Linked DNA regions of Homo sapiens: region 1 is linked to region 2. A link is a contact called in ENCODE Hi-C data. All regions are on one chromosome and are shown on one strand. Each heading gives the region's core, a stretch centred on a gene start or an enhancer-like site at or near the end of the contact. The rest is flanking DNA. Distances are from core to core; before and after follow the strand shown. Region 1 holds the start of DCLRE1C (DNA cross-link repair 1C). Region 2 overlaps FAM107B (family with sequence similarity 107 member B).

The links. A loop is a pair of places that touch in the nucleus more often than their neighbours do. Pooled maps may share reads with other maps.
Region 1: a loop to region 2 is called in a map of OCI-LY7, with 4 times the contacts of the local background. The contact joins the promoter of DCLRE1C here to the enhancer-like site in region 2. A Hi-C loop is called at or near these places in 2 of 168 maps with a recorded cell type or tissue (B cell and OCI-LY7), 15 of 37 single-sample maps with no recorded cell type and 6 of 50 pooled maps.

The regions. Positions count from the first base shown.
Region 1 is chr10:14,950,261-14,957,388 of GRCh38, reverse strand. DCLRE1C (DNA cross-link repair 1C) reads left to right here and starts at 3,293. Exons shown (of 14, transcript NM_001033855.3): 1 at 3,293-3,487. The coding sequence starts at 3,379. It also overlaps a transcript of MEIG1 not described here. RefSeq lists a silencer at 3,102-3,181 and enhancers at 3,200-3,927, 3,928-4,656.
Region 2 is chr10:14,749,174-14,755,771 of GRCh38, reverse strand. All of the region lies in intron 1 of FAM107B (family with sequence similarity 107 member B), which reads left to right. Among named protein-coding and RNA genes, the nearest start is that of FAM107B, 22 kb to the left of the region's middle. RefSeq lists an enhancer at 3,390-4,307. Within about 2 kb of position 4,036, at least 22 of the 41 ENCODE cell types and tissues checked have a DNase peak (open chromatin) inside an H3K27ac peak, as active enhancers do; they include B cell and OCI-LY7, where a contact is called at or near this core.

The DNA of each region.
Region 1 (7,128 bases), core at 2,044-4,543, 200 kb before region 2:
CGATGCTGTGGAGGCAGCATGGCACGGTGGCTAGCAGTGTGTTGTCAGAGAGCACAGTGTCTAAAAGTGTGGTGGCCTTCTTGGATTTAAATCTGAGCTCTACTTACTATCAACATGACCCTGGACAAGCTACTTAACCTCCGTATCCTCAACTGGCAAATGAGGACAGAAAGTGTACCTATCTGATGGGCAGGTAGGATGTGAGGATGAAATAATGAGTATAAAACACTGATAACATCTGGAACTACATAAATGGTAGACAGTAATTACTTGCATTAGAAGGTACACTCCCACGTCCACAGGGATTTTTGTCTGCTTTTTTAGTTTTATTTTTTTGAGACAGGGTCTCTTTTGTCGTCTAGACTGGAGTGCAGTGGTGCCATCTTGGCTCACTGCAATCTCTGCCTCCAGGTTCAAGTGATTCTTGTGCCTCAGCTCCCAAGTAGTTGTTATTGTAGGTGTACCACCACACCCGGCTAATTCTTTTTGCATCTTTAGTAGAGCTGGGGTTTTGTCATGTTGGTCTTTAACTCCTGGCCTCAAGTGATCCACCTGCCTTGGCCTCCCAAAGTGCTGAGATTACAGGCAGGAGCCACCAGGATGGGCCACATTTTTTGTCTACTTTGCTCACTACTGTATCTTTAGTGTCTAAAATAGTGTCTGATACACAGTAGATGGTCAGTGAATGATTTGCTGAATGAATTAAGCTTCACCATCACATTTCCTGCAGTATTGCAGCAGCTTCCTACCTGAATTCCTGCCCCAGACTTCTTGAGTGTTGTGTTTTTTTGTTTTGTTTTGCTTTCGAGATGGAGTTTCGCTCTTGTTGCCCAGGCTGGAGTGCCATGGTCCAATCTCGGCTCAGTGCAATTTCCGCATCCTGGGTACAAGCAATTCTCCTGCCTCAGCCTCCTGAGTAGCTGGGATTACAGGCCCCTGACTCCATGCCTGGCTATTTTTTTTTTTATTTTTAGTAGAGACGGGGTTTCCCCATGTTGGTCAGGCTGGTCTCGAACTCCTGACCTCGGGTGATCCACCTGCGTCGGCCTCCCAAAGTGTTGGGATTATAGGCATGAGCCACCACACTGGCCCTGAATGTTCTTTAGACTCGAATCCAGTGGTTCTCAAACTTTAGGGTCCATCAGAATCACCTAGAAGGTGTGTTAAGCTGCAAACTGCCAGGCCCCACTCTCCCAGAGTTTCTGATTCACTAGGTTTGGTCTGGGCTATGCTTACCTATCTTGCCTATTTTCTATCCTGTCTTTCTCTTTGTCCTGACTCTATTTCCCTTTGTTTGTACTGTATCCATTGTGGAAAGAGGAGGAGATAAATAAGTGAGCAAATACATAAGATCACGAGCATTAACTTGACCTGCCTTTCCTGGAGCTCTACCGTGAGATTCTTCGGACACTAGACTCACAGCAGAATTTGTTGTTAGGTCTCCATAACCCTGCCAGGGCAGTTGTTCCCATGTGTTCTAAGACAAACCATCAAAGGTGTTGCCAGTAGTATACTAGCAGGATATTTTACCTCAATTAGTGATTATGTTGTGTATACCTTTCCATGTCACCCCTCCTCCCCCTCCTCAAGATTTCATGGAAATCTGTATTTGAATAGAACTCTGAGTATCATGGCTACAGGCACAAGCTGACATTCACTAGGGATGTCATTCTGTTTTGTTTTGTTTTTTTGAGACAGAGTCTCTCTCTGTTGCCCAGGCTGGAGTGAACTGGCATGATCTAGGCTCACTGCAACCTCCGCCTCCCAGGTTCAAGTGATTCTCCTGCCTCGGCCTCCCGAGTAGCTGGAGATGTGTGCCACCATGCCCGGCCGATTTTTGTATTTTTAGTAGAGATGGGGTTTCACCATGTTGTCCAGGCTGGTCCTGAACTCCTGACCTCAGGTGATCACCTGCCTCAGCCCTCCAAAGTGCTGGGATTACAGGCATGAGCCACTGAGGTGGGCTGGGATGGCATTCTGATTCCTGATTTCCCTGGTCAGAAATCTTTGTTCCTGGATTTGTTCTCACGTTACCTTGCGTCTCTGTGGAAGCATTTATTTGCCATATTCTGCAAACATGTTGTCGCCAGATAGATTGAATGCTACCCGAAGGTTTGTCACAGTGCTGTGCACAAAGTGGGACTTCAAGTGTTATGGAGGCCTGGAAAGCCAGGTACAATGGCTCACCCAGCACTTTGGGAGGCCGAGGCGAGCGGATCGCATGAGGCCAGGAGCTCGAGACCAGCCTGGTCAACGTGGTGAAACCCCGTCTCTGCTAAAAATATAAAAATGAGCCAGGCGTGGCGGCGCGTGCCTGTAGTCCCAGCTACTCTGGAGGCTGAGGCAGGAGAATCGCCTGAACCCGGGAGGCGGAGGTTGCAGAGAGCCGAAATCACGCCACTGCACTCCAGCCTGGGCGATAGAACTAGACCCCAACTGAATAAATAAATAAAATAAAGCGAAAGTGTTCTGGGTTGTTTGTGTTTAATTATACTAAGGAGATTTGATAGGAAGGAGCACAATAAATGTCATGGTGATTATTTGGTTTATTGTAATACAATAAAGGAAATACAATAAAAGGTTTAACAAACCTTTTCATAAAGTTGCTTTGGTTGTTAAAAAATTTTAGACCTTTCCTGCCATTTTTCTTTTTTTAAGTACATCATTCTAACTTCCTAAAAGTATAGCTCAAAAAGGTGGGGGCCCAGGGGAGAGGCCAGCAGCGAAGGCATTATTGGGATCTTATTTGCCCCAAGATCACGCAGAGATGATTTATTCAGTTTGTAGATTATATAAACGGAAGAGGGAATTAATAGTTCCTGAATCTACCATGAGTCAGATACAAACTTTCTCATACAACCCTCACGGTAATCCCACAAGGTTAGAAATTGGGAACAGAAGAGAGAGGGCGGGGAACTGAGCTCGGGTTTCAGGCTAGCAGCAGACAAGCAGGAAGCGGAACGAAGAATGATTTCTAAGCGCAGTTCCGCAGCCCACTCACCTCGTCGGCTGGGGCCACCTGCTCTGGGAGTTTCGATTTCCCTTCCCGCGACTGCACCTCCACAGACATGGGCAACGCCTTACCAGAGCAACACCTGTGTTTGTTGGGCGGGAATGAGCCTTGCACTGGGCAGGGCTCAGGGCCCATCGCGTGCAGCGAAGCGCGGGTGATTTAAACCCAAGCAGCGGGCGCCTAGAACCCGACCGGATGCTCCTTGACTTTGCCCCCGGTCTCCGGACTCCTCTGATTGGACGTGGCTGCGTTCGGCCGCCCAATGGCGAGGCAGCGCGCGGCTTCCCGGAAGTGGCGGCGCGGTCAGGGCTGGCCTTGGCTTCAGCTGCGGTTTTGGGGTCCCGGACTCTGGGATCGGCGGCGCTATGAGTTCTTTCGAGGGGCAGATGGCCGAGTATCCAACTATCTCCATAGACCGCTTCGATAGGGAGAACCTGAGGGCCCGCGCCTACTTCCTGTCCCACTGCCACAAAGGTGAGTGAGGGCTGCGCGTCGCCCGCTCCCGGGGCGCTGGGGGCTGGAGAGAGGACAGGAGGGGGCCGGCCCTGGAGCAAGGAGCTGCAGCCTGTGGGAAGCCAGCGAGGGGGCGGCCAGCACACGCCTTGTCCCAGTCGGGCTCTTCAGCCTCTCAAAGGCTTCATCTATTTTCGGATGTGGTCAACGCGGCGTAACGGCGCCTGCCAGTTGCGCCCCGGGCCGGCTTGGTCAAGCACTGCTAGTAGTTTCTCTTGGTAGCTTTGCTGGTGGCCGATGATCAGAGATTGGCGAGGGTTAGTACTTCCCTCAGAGCCTCGCTACCATGTATGAAGAAAACAAGTTTCAGATCCATTTGACCACACCCTCAAACATTGGTCAGCAAGCAGGAGACTCAGACACACACACAACTGTGGAACAGCCCGCCTAAGAGCTCCACGAAGTGCAAGCTCCTTGGCCTTTGGGTGTTCTGTCCGTATCCAATATGAAAGTTTCGTTCTAGTTTAGGTTGGAGGGATGTTTCCCTTCTAGATGGTATCAGGCAACCTGAAAAGCTACTATGATTTCACAGCTGGATCCTTTCACAGCTGGGCCGATTTAGGGATTAAGGTTAGAGTGTCGCTGATGCTCCAAGCAGAGATTGGAGCTAAGTTCCAGAGTTTAAATACCGCTAACTTGACAACCATTGTTCATTTTCACTTCTATTGTGCTAACAAGTCACTAACTTTTACCAGGGAAAACAGTTTTAATGCTCATTGTGCTAATTCGCCCAGCCATTAGTGTTAATTGGAGAAAATGATAAACGGAATCACTGGAGTTGCTGCCTCCTGCTGTGTGGCCTTGCAGCGTGCTGGAGCAGGAAGCTCCCACTACCCTGTGGAGTCAATCAGCGTAACAAACCTATCTGTACCTGCGCAGTAGGAAAGTATTTTAAAGTAAATTACAGGTATCCAAACACAGCCTTTCCTCACAGGGTTGGTGTGAAGGCCAGCTATGTTGTTTTGTGTGTGGAATCAATCACTTGGACTATAAATCGTTGAAGTTACTGCTTCTGCGAAATGTCTCTGCTTTTTTTTTCCACAAAGCCACCAGTGATTTCTCTTTAATGGGAAAATCTGGACCTCTTCTCGTGCGTTGCCGTATTCGCATCGTGCACGTCTTTGAGCATCTCCTTCTTCTTTTTCTTTTTTTTGGAGACAGGGTCTCCCTTTGTCGCCCAGGCTGGAGTACAGTGTGGCACATGCTCTCTGCTCAAGTAGTTGGGACTACAGGAGTCAGCCACCATGCCTAGCTAATGTTTGTATTTTTATTATTATTTTGAGGTGGAGTCTCCATCACCAGGCTGGAGTGCAGTGGCGTGATCTCTGTTCACTGCAACCTCCGCCTCCTGGGTTCAAGCGATTCTCGTGCCTCAGCCTCCCAAGTAGCTGGAGTTACAGGCACGCACCACCACACCCAGGTAATTTTTGTGTTTTTAGTAGAGATGATGTTTCACCATGTTGGCCAGGCTGGTCTCGAACTCCTGGCCTCAGGTAGATCCACCCACCTCAGCCTCCCAAAGTGTTAGGATTACAGGTGTGAGCCGCTGTGCCTGACACATTTCTGGTTTTGTTTTTCATTGAGAATCCACTGCTGGACGAGGATATGCCTATTTTTACTTTTTGTGTAGAGCCGCACTGGAGTCTCTGAACTCAAAATGGGCTAGCCAGGATTAAAGTATACTTCCGAAACTTGCACTTCGTGTTTAGGATGGCTGAGTTTGGAGAAATAATAAATCTAAAGGAATTTGAAATCATCATAAGTTTGTGCATTAAGCCAGAAATGGACTCTTCCCTACTGTTGAACAGTCTATAACAACTTTTTCTGTTCTCTGACCACATGTGGATCTGCTTAGTCAACCAGGACATAAACTCATCAAGGGTGAAAACACAACTTCTGCTTTTGGAGGTTTCTCACATTGCCTTCTGTTGGCTTTTCACCTTTTTGGGACACAGGCTTCTTTGATTATGATATGGACTATCTCCACAAAATTCATATGTTGAAGCCCTAACCCCCAAAGCGACTGTATTTGGGGCTGGGGCTTTTAGGAGGAAAATAAGTTTAAGTGGGGTCCTACCGTGGTGTCCTACTCTGATAGGATTAGTTTCCTTACAAGAGAAGGAAGAGAGAGGGCGCTCTGTCCTCATGCGGGGCCTAGGAAAGCCATGTGAGTGCATAGTGAGAAGGCGGCTGTCTGTAAGTTAGGAAAAGTGCCCTCTCCAGAAACCAAATCGCCCCGCATCTTGATCTTCCCAGCTTCCTGAACTGTGAGAAATACCTTTTTGGTGTTGAAGGCAACCAAAACACTACCTTTCCTTACAGCGCTGGTGTGAAGGCCAACTATGGTATCTATGGTATCTTGTGATAGCAGCTCAAACATGAGAAACTGTATGGACTCTTTTGCTAGAAAAAATGCATGGAAACCCATCCACATCACTTCCTTTTTTTTTTTTTTTTTTTTTTTTTTTTTTTTGAGACAGGGTTTTGCTCTGTCACCCAGGCTGGAGTGCAGTGGTGCGATCTCGGCTCACTGCAGCCTTCACCTCCTGGACTCAACCAATCCTCCCACCTCAGCAAGTACTCCCACCTGAGTAGTTGGGATTACAGACATGCACCATCATGCCTGGCTAATTTTTCTATTTTTTATAGAGAGACAGGATTTCCCCATGTTGCCCAGGCTGGTATCGAACTCCTGGGTGCAGGTGATCCACTCACCTCAGCCTCCCAAAGTGCTGGGATGACAGGTGTGAGCTACCACACCCAGCCCCACATCACATTTTGATATAATTCGGAGTAGGCTATGGACCCACCTGATGCTTATTTGTGGGCCATCTGGAAGCCAATGCTGTGTGCAGGGTGGGCTTTACTAAGCATCATCAGTAAGTTCTGAAAGATGAGAGGGCCCCCCGACCCCTGAGACCTGAGATAGTGGCCCAGGGTTGGGGAAATCCCCTAGAGGGGACAATTTATGATGGTTGCCAAGGAAAAGGAAAACCTCCCTGGAAAAGCAGACCTGGGTGCAGTTCCAGCCACACAAAGCAAACCCATCCAGTTCTTGTGACTACCAGCTGGAAGGGGCCTCAGGGTGGTGAGGATGGGGGACCATGATGCACCATGCAGGGTGCTGCCTGCTTAGTCAGTGTGGGAGCAGGATGCAGAGTCTGCATTCAGCCTCCTCTTTGCCATGGCGCAAACTCTTTGGAAACTCCAATTACGGAGAATGCTGCCCAGGGATATACCCATAGGCCCTAAAAGACTGGACCAGATATCCCTTGAGGGAATTTACCCAGTGGGAGACAGGTGGACTCTCCTGGAGGCATATATACAATCAAGGGCTGCCAAGTGACATGTGGTGACTGCTCTGCTTTCACTGGGTCTAATGATGGCCACACGACATATAAATTGAGGGGGTGCTTGTGTGTGTGTGTGGTGGTGCTCGTGGTAATTAGAATTGGTTTGGTTTAGCTAAGCAATTTATTGTTCTTGTTTTTTTTTTTTTTTTTTTGGTTATTATTTATTTTTGAGATGGAGTTTCACTCTAGTTGCCCAGGCTGGAGTGCAATGGTACAATCTCAGCTCACCGCAACCTCTGCCTTCGGGGT
Region 2 (6,598 bases), core at 2,787-5,286:
ATAATTCAGTGTCCTGAGTTCTTTCCTCATCATCTTAAAGATATAAACACCTTGTGATTATGGATTTTGTGCTGAGTTTCGTTTCGGTGAGTGAAAAGGTGTTCTCTGGAGAAGGATGGATGAAAAAGGAATCAATGGTGAGATTTCTAGAGAGAATAGTTACAAGGGAATTGATTGACAGGATTAAATTGAGGATGATGGTGTGTAGCATGGTGTCTACAGAGCCTTTGCCTGGGGAATCTTACTTTCTTTTCTTTTTTCTTTTTTTTTTTTTTGAGACAGAATCTCACACAACCTCTGCCTCCCAGGTTCAAGCAATTCTCCCATCTCAGCCTCCTGAGTAGCTGGGATTACAGGCACCCACCATCATGCCCAGCTAATTTTTGTATTTTTGTAGAGATGGGGTTTCACCATGTTGGCCAGGTTGGTCTTGAACTCCTGACCTCAGGTGGGGAATCTTACTTTTGATTCTATGGCTGGTAGTTCTACTCTCCTATACCCAACCCTGGCCTGCTACCTAATGGGACTTGTTCATGCTCAAAATAGATTTCTCCAGGACCCTTGAATTATTTTAAGTTTCATTTAGACCATGGTTGGTGTTAAATACTCCACAGAAGTGTCAAGTCATGAAACTACTATGTTTATGACTTGGCTCAACTGGTTGGTTTTTAAGTTTCTATTCATCTAAAATATGCTTTTCTCTGGCAATGAAAATATTGTCAGGTAAATTAAACTGCCATTAAAGCAGCTCTTGACTCAATTCCTGGCCCTGGTAAGCAGAGATGACCTCAGAAACGCAGTTAGGAATCAAATCCAAGCTTGGTGTTAAGAACTACTTTTCATTTTCCCCAGGTCTGTATTTTATCTTTGACTTGATAATTTTAAAAGGAAAGATGTTTGTGAATATTCAGGATGTAATGGATTGCAATAAGGAAAATAAAATTATCCGTATGGTTGCAGAAACACAGCAGATGTGCTGTACCTATCAAGGTGCATCTGCATCTTACAGGCACAAATCACAGCTCAAACGACTAAGAAAAGTACAGCTTCTGTTACTGAAAAGGCCAGAGTCAGGGCAGGCATCACAGTGGCTTGATGCAGTGGCTCAAAGATGGCACCGAAGACCAGCTCCTTCCACGTGGCCTCTGCTTTTCACGATGTCAGCTCCCTTTAGAAGCTGACTCCCCTCTTGCTGGCCACATGGCTGCCAGTAGTTCTGAGGGTTTTAGATCATCACATCCTCGTTCAGCTGGAAGAGAGAGATGAGCAGGGAGAGGGCACATTCCTTTTCCAACCATAGAAAAACTCATGGACTTTCTTCTGTTGTCCTCGTGTTTAAGGGATAAGACCACTCTGCTTGGATTAGTCAAGTCAGGTCTCACCTCTGGAGCTGGGAGTGACGAAGTCTTTCCCATAGCACATTGCCATTCAGCAGGACAGGGGCACCGTGGACTCAGAAGAGGCTCCACGACCCCTGCAGATGCATTTCACAAATTATTTGGATTCATTTTCCCTTTAAGAATTTTCACTGGTGGCCGGGCAAGGTGGCTCACGCCTGTAATCCTAGCAATTTGGGAGGCTGACACGGGTGGATCACCTGAGGTCAGGAGTTTGAGACCAGTCTGGCCAACATGGCAAAACCCTGTCCCTACCAAAAATACAAAAATTAGCCAGGCATGGTGGCACATGCCTGTAATCCCAGCTGCTAGGGAGGATGAGTGGGGAGAATCGCTTGAACCCAGGAGGCAGGAGTTGCAGTGAGCTGAGATGGTGCCACTGCACTCCAGCCTGGGTGACAGCAAGACTTTGTCTCAAAAAAAAAAAAAAAAGAAAAAAAAGACTTTTCATCTATGATATAAAAAATTGGTTAGTTGGATTCAAGATTTTTTTTTTAGCCATAGTATTTGTTATATTTTATATAGGTGGGGGGAAGATGTTGAAATTTGGGGAAACAAATCATAAAATACTTTCTCTGGTTACTAAAATGGAAATGTTAAGCATATTTTCTTCTCTTCTTTGAGAAACAGTAAAATTTATCATTCTCATGGAAGAACAGATGTGAAGTAAAAAATTGAAGTAAACAAAAGTCAGTCATGGAAACATTTACCCTTAACTTTTTATTTCATTCCTTTCCCCTTATTTCCTTCCCAACCATCTACACACAACAAACATAATGGATCTGAGGAAAACTGAAAAAGATGAGCTCGATTTCACTTTGGGAGTTAACTAAGCACCAGATAATTACACTGGTGCTCTCTGGTAAAATCTAGAAGTTCTTCCTGTATATTGTGAATTTCACTTGAGCATCAGCAAGTTTGAGGAAGACCTCCCATGATGAAGGTGTTGGGATAGAGAGGGAGAGCTTGGTTTTTAATCTAATCTTCACGGCTTTGATGTAACGGGGTTTTAAGCTCCCATCCATCACTCCTTGTCACCATTGCTATCCTGGTTAGGAGCCAGTGGCAGAGCTTGGGTTGTTGGGAAAAGGGTGATCATAAAAACTTTTTATGTGTGTATTGATATGTATGTGTGTTTCTGAGTGTATACCTTTGTGTGCAGTGTGAACATGCGTGTGTGCTCTGCCTGTGTTTCTGTGTGTTGTGTTTGTGTCTGTGTGTGTCTACACACTGACAACTACGATCACTCTTTTTACCATCTTTTTGGTAATGCCATAAATAGCTTTTGAGCTAGAAACTTTAGAGGGTCAGCTTTGTACTTTGGGAACACTGATACTTTATTAAAATTATACTTAGTGGATAAAATTACTCAGTCTTGGCATTTCTCTTATACAATGTGCTATTTGAATGGCTAAGCTTTTATGAGTCATTTTTTTTTTTTTTGAGACAGGGTCTTGCTCTGTTGCCCAAGCTGGAGTACAGTGGTGTGATCACAGCTCACTGTAGCCTCAACCTCCTTGGCTAAAGCAGTCCTCTGGCCTCAGCCTCCAAAGTAGCTGGGACCACAGGCATGTGCCACCACACCCGGCTAATTTTTGTATTTTTTGTAGAGATGGGGTCTCGCCACATTGCCCAGGCTGGTCTTGAACTCCTGTGGCTCAGCAAGCCACCTGGCTCCATCTCCCAAACTGCTGGGATTACAGGTGTGAACCACCAAACCTGGCCAGCTTTTATGAGTCTGATGCATTCATCTTATAGTCGCCAACAGATTCTTTCCCACACAGAGGTCCCACATACACGATGCGATTAAACTCCACAGCGTGGTTCACTTACATCAGGATTGACAGTTTGCGTCCTATACTAAAACTCTTCTTATTCACAACCGAGGTTTACTAGAACCTATATGTCTTTGTATCTGGACTACCTCCCAGAAAAGAAGCAAAACACTCGTCTGAATGTTTTGCTGGTAGAATGGGATAGGGAAACCTCTCAGGGTACAGGATCGAGAAACTGCAAAGCTGGATGCCTTCCAGGCACTCTGTCCTTCCTCCCTGGAGGGAGGCTCAGAGATGATCACACTGCAAAGAGGTGAGTGAGGGGCAAAAGGGGAGAAGCCCTCAAGTCAGGGAGATTGGTTGAGTCCCTTTTTCCAGGCTTCACTTTCCAGGCTGAGCACAAACAGGAAGGATGGATTGCCTGTCTCTCTGGCCACAGCCCATGGCTTAGGCTCCCTGCGGGAGTCTGCTGCCTCAGCAGATGGGATATTGGGAAACCAACAGGCTGGGAGTGACATCAGTCTGAAATGGAAAAAAATCCTCCTTGGCCCAGTAAATATCACAATAGGGAAACCAGTGGGTATTTCAAAAACACCAGAAACCCAGAGCAAGGGAGGTGCCATGGATTAAACCTATTTTCTGATTCCCTTCATTCATTTTGCAAACTTCTCACCTTCCCAGCCATTTGGGAAACTCACTGGTCTTGTTCCCAGCCCTTTACCTCCTTTGGAGGCGGAAGTGGAAGCCCAGGCCTGGGCTTCAGTCTCGGTGCGTTACAACCTTCTCTCAGCAGCCTGGCACTTCCTCAAGCTCTTGGCCCTGCAGCTCTTGCGGAACACAGAGTCAACTCTAGAAGCAGCTGTGTAGGGTCGATAGATCTCTGGGGATCCCAGGACTCCTCACAGTTTTTTCAAATAATTTCCTTATAAGGAGGCCGGGAGTAGTGGCTCACGGCTGTAATTTCCATCACTTTGGGAAGCTGAGTTGGAGGATCGCTTTAGCCCAGGAGGTAAAGGCTGTAATGAGCTCTGATCACATCACTGCACTCCAGCCTGGGTGACAGAGCTGGACCCTGTCTCTAAGAAAAAAAAGAAAAAAATCCCATATAAGTTCACTCTATTCAACTTGTCTTCCCTGGGAGCTCTGCCCAGTGCTTCGAACAGCCTAGGTTTTCAGACTCCCCTTCTCAGTGGTGGTTTCCCAGCTGGACTGTTCTGCTCACAAAAGCAAGCACAGGCCATGCTGTATGGTCCAAGCACACTTAGCTCCTGGCAGGACAAGGGCTGTGTATGAGAAATTGTACAAACATCAAACATTTTCCCAAAACGTCCTCTCGTTTTAATAATGAAGAGTTGCATTGGAAACCCATGTGTGCATCCTCCTTGGGGAGGCTGGGGTGGGGTCTTTGTGTCTGGATTCCGCCGCTCCCCTGGGACCCTAATGAGGAAGGGAGGCAGCAGATGTGCAGAGCCCATCTGCCCAGCTGGGGCCCATGTGCTTCCTCCTCATTACCTAGCGGATGTCAACAGCACATGGGGCCAGGCCCCTCCCAGATGTGCCACCATGGAAACCATGCCTTGGGCAGGTCTGCTCCTGATTGCTGAACTGGAACAAGAGTGAAAAAGCTGGAGGCCAAGCTCCCCCATCGTGCCCACCCCTGATTCCTCATGGTACCCTGAGGGGTGTCCAGCATCTGCCCATGCACCCCACAGCCTTCAGGTCCCCACTCTGTCCCATCCCTCTCCAAGAAGCCACCCTTGGAGCCCCCTTCCCGTCTAGAAGCATGCACCACCCAGGTAATTTTTAAAATTTTTTTGTAGAGACAGCATCTCACTGTGTTACCCAAGCTGGTCTCAAACTCCTAGGCTCAAGCAATTCCCCCATCTCAGCCTCCCAGAGTGCCAGGGTTACAGGCATGAGCCACATATCCAACTGAGACTAGAACGGTGTTGCCTTTGATAGCTTTGCAGTGCTATTTTATTGTTTTTGAGACAGAGTCTCACTCTGTTGCCCAGGCTGGAGTGCAGTGGCGTGATCTCAGCTCACTGCAACCTCCCCCTCCCGGGTTCAAGCGATTCTCCCGCCTCAGGCTCCCGAGTAGCTGGGATTACAGGTGTGCACCATCCCGCCCAGCTAATTTTTGTATTTTTAATAGAGACAGGGTTTCACCATGTTGGCCAGGCTGGTCTTGAACTCCCGACCTCAAATGATCCACCCACCTTGCTCTCCCAAAGTGCTGGGATTACAGGCTTGAGCCACCATGCTCGGCTTGCAGTGCTTTAAAAAAATGCTTTTCTAGGGAGTTCTATGTTTATGTCTTTCCGTTACGATGTGGCTCCCCTGGTTTCCAAAGACACCCCATGCCCCAAGTCTTGGCTTTAGCCACAGGCAGTTGTCTCTGGGGATACCTTTAGAAGACGCTTGTGGGTGAGAGCAATTCTTCTTCCATAAGAAAGCCTTGAGGATGCTACCAATGGGTTTTCATCCTGGCTTTGCCTCCATATTGTTCTTCTGGCCCAGGGTGATTTTTTCCTGGTGCCCTCCTCGCTGGAGCTGTTCGCTTCCAACTTCCGGAGTTCCCAGGTGCCTTAGGCCCCACCCCCTCGCTCTTCAAGATGGCCTCTGAGGTGCCTCCTGCATGGCAGCCTTCCTGGCGTTCCCAGGTGGGATTAGACCTATCTTTCCTTCCCTGTTTCTGACCTTAGGTTTCATTCTCTCAAGAACTCTTTGTGGACGTGCTAGTGGCTCTCATGACCCCTCCATAACACATTTGTGTTGGCATAATGTGGTTTTGGAACTGTGCCTTTTCTCAAAAGACATGGTTGCTGGCAATTTTAGGGACTTCAGCGGGATGGTAGGGAGGATGGTGCCCCTGCTCCCTGGGATGGAAGAGGGCAATGGGGAGAGATGGTCCAGATAGAGGGATATGGAATAAGCAGCTCCTGGGCTGCTGGCTCGGTTCCCATCTCTGCGAAGGCCTCGCTGTGGCTGGGATGTGAACTTTGGTCATGACTTGGTTCTAGTAAGGCTGTTACATTATTCATTTGACCAGGGAGAAAGGGTGCTAGGGCCAGGGGAAATTATTATATAATGAAGTATGTGTTTTAGTAAATGGATGAACTCACATTCTAGCTTTGATATGCTGAGTAGATTTTAGCCAGGAAGAAGGAACAAGGCACTGCCAGATTGATTGAGAGGGGGAAGGGGAAGGAGGACCTCACTGGTGGGGCGGAGCTGACAGTGCATTAGGTCACACGGAGGGCACAGCCTTCCATCCGGCAGTCACCCCTCAGAGTCTCAATCAGGCCCTGGATCCTCAGACAAGCTGGCTTTTAAGAGTCTGGCAGATCACACAGTCTGGGTTTTTGTTTCTTCTAAGTGGCATTGTTTCCTGGCTTATAAACATAGCCTTTCCACCTTGGCAAT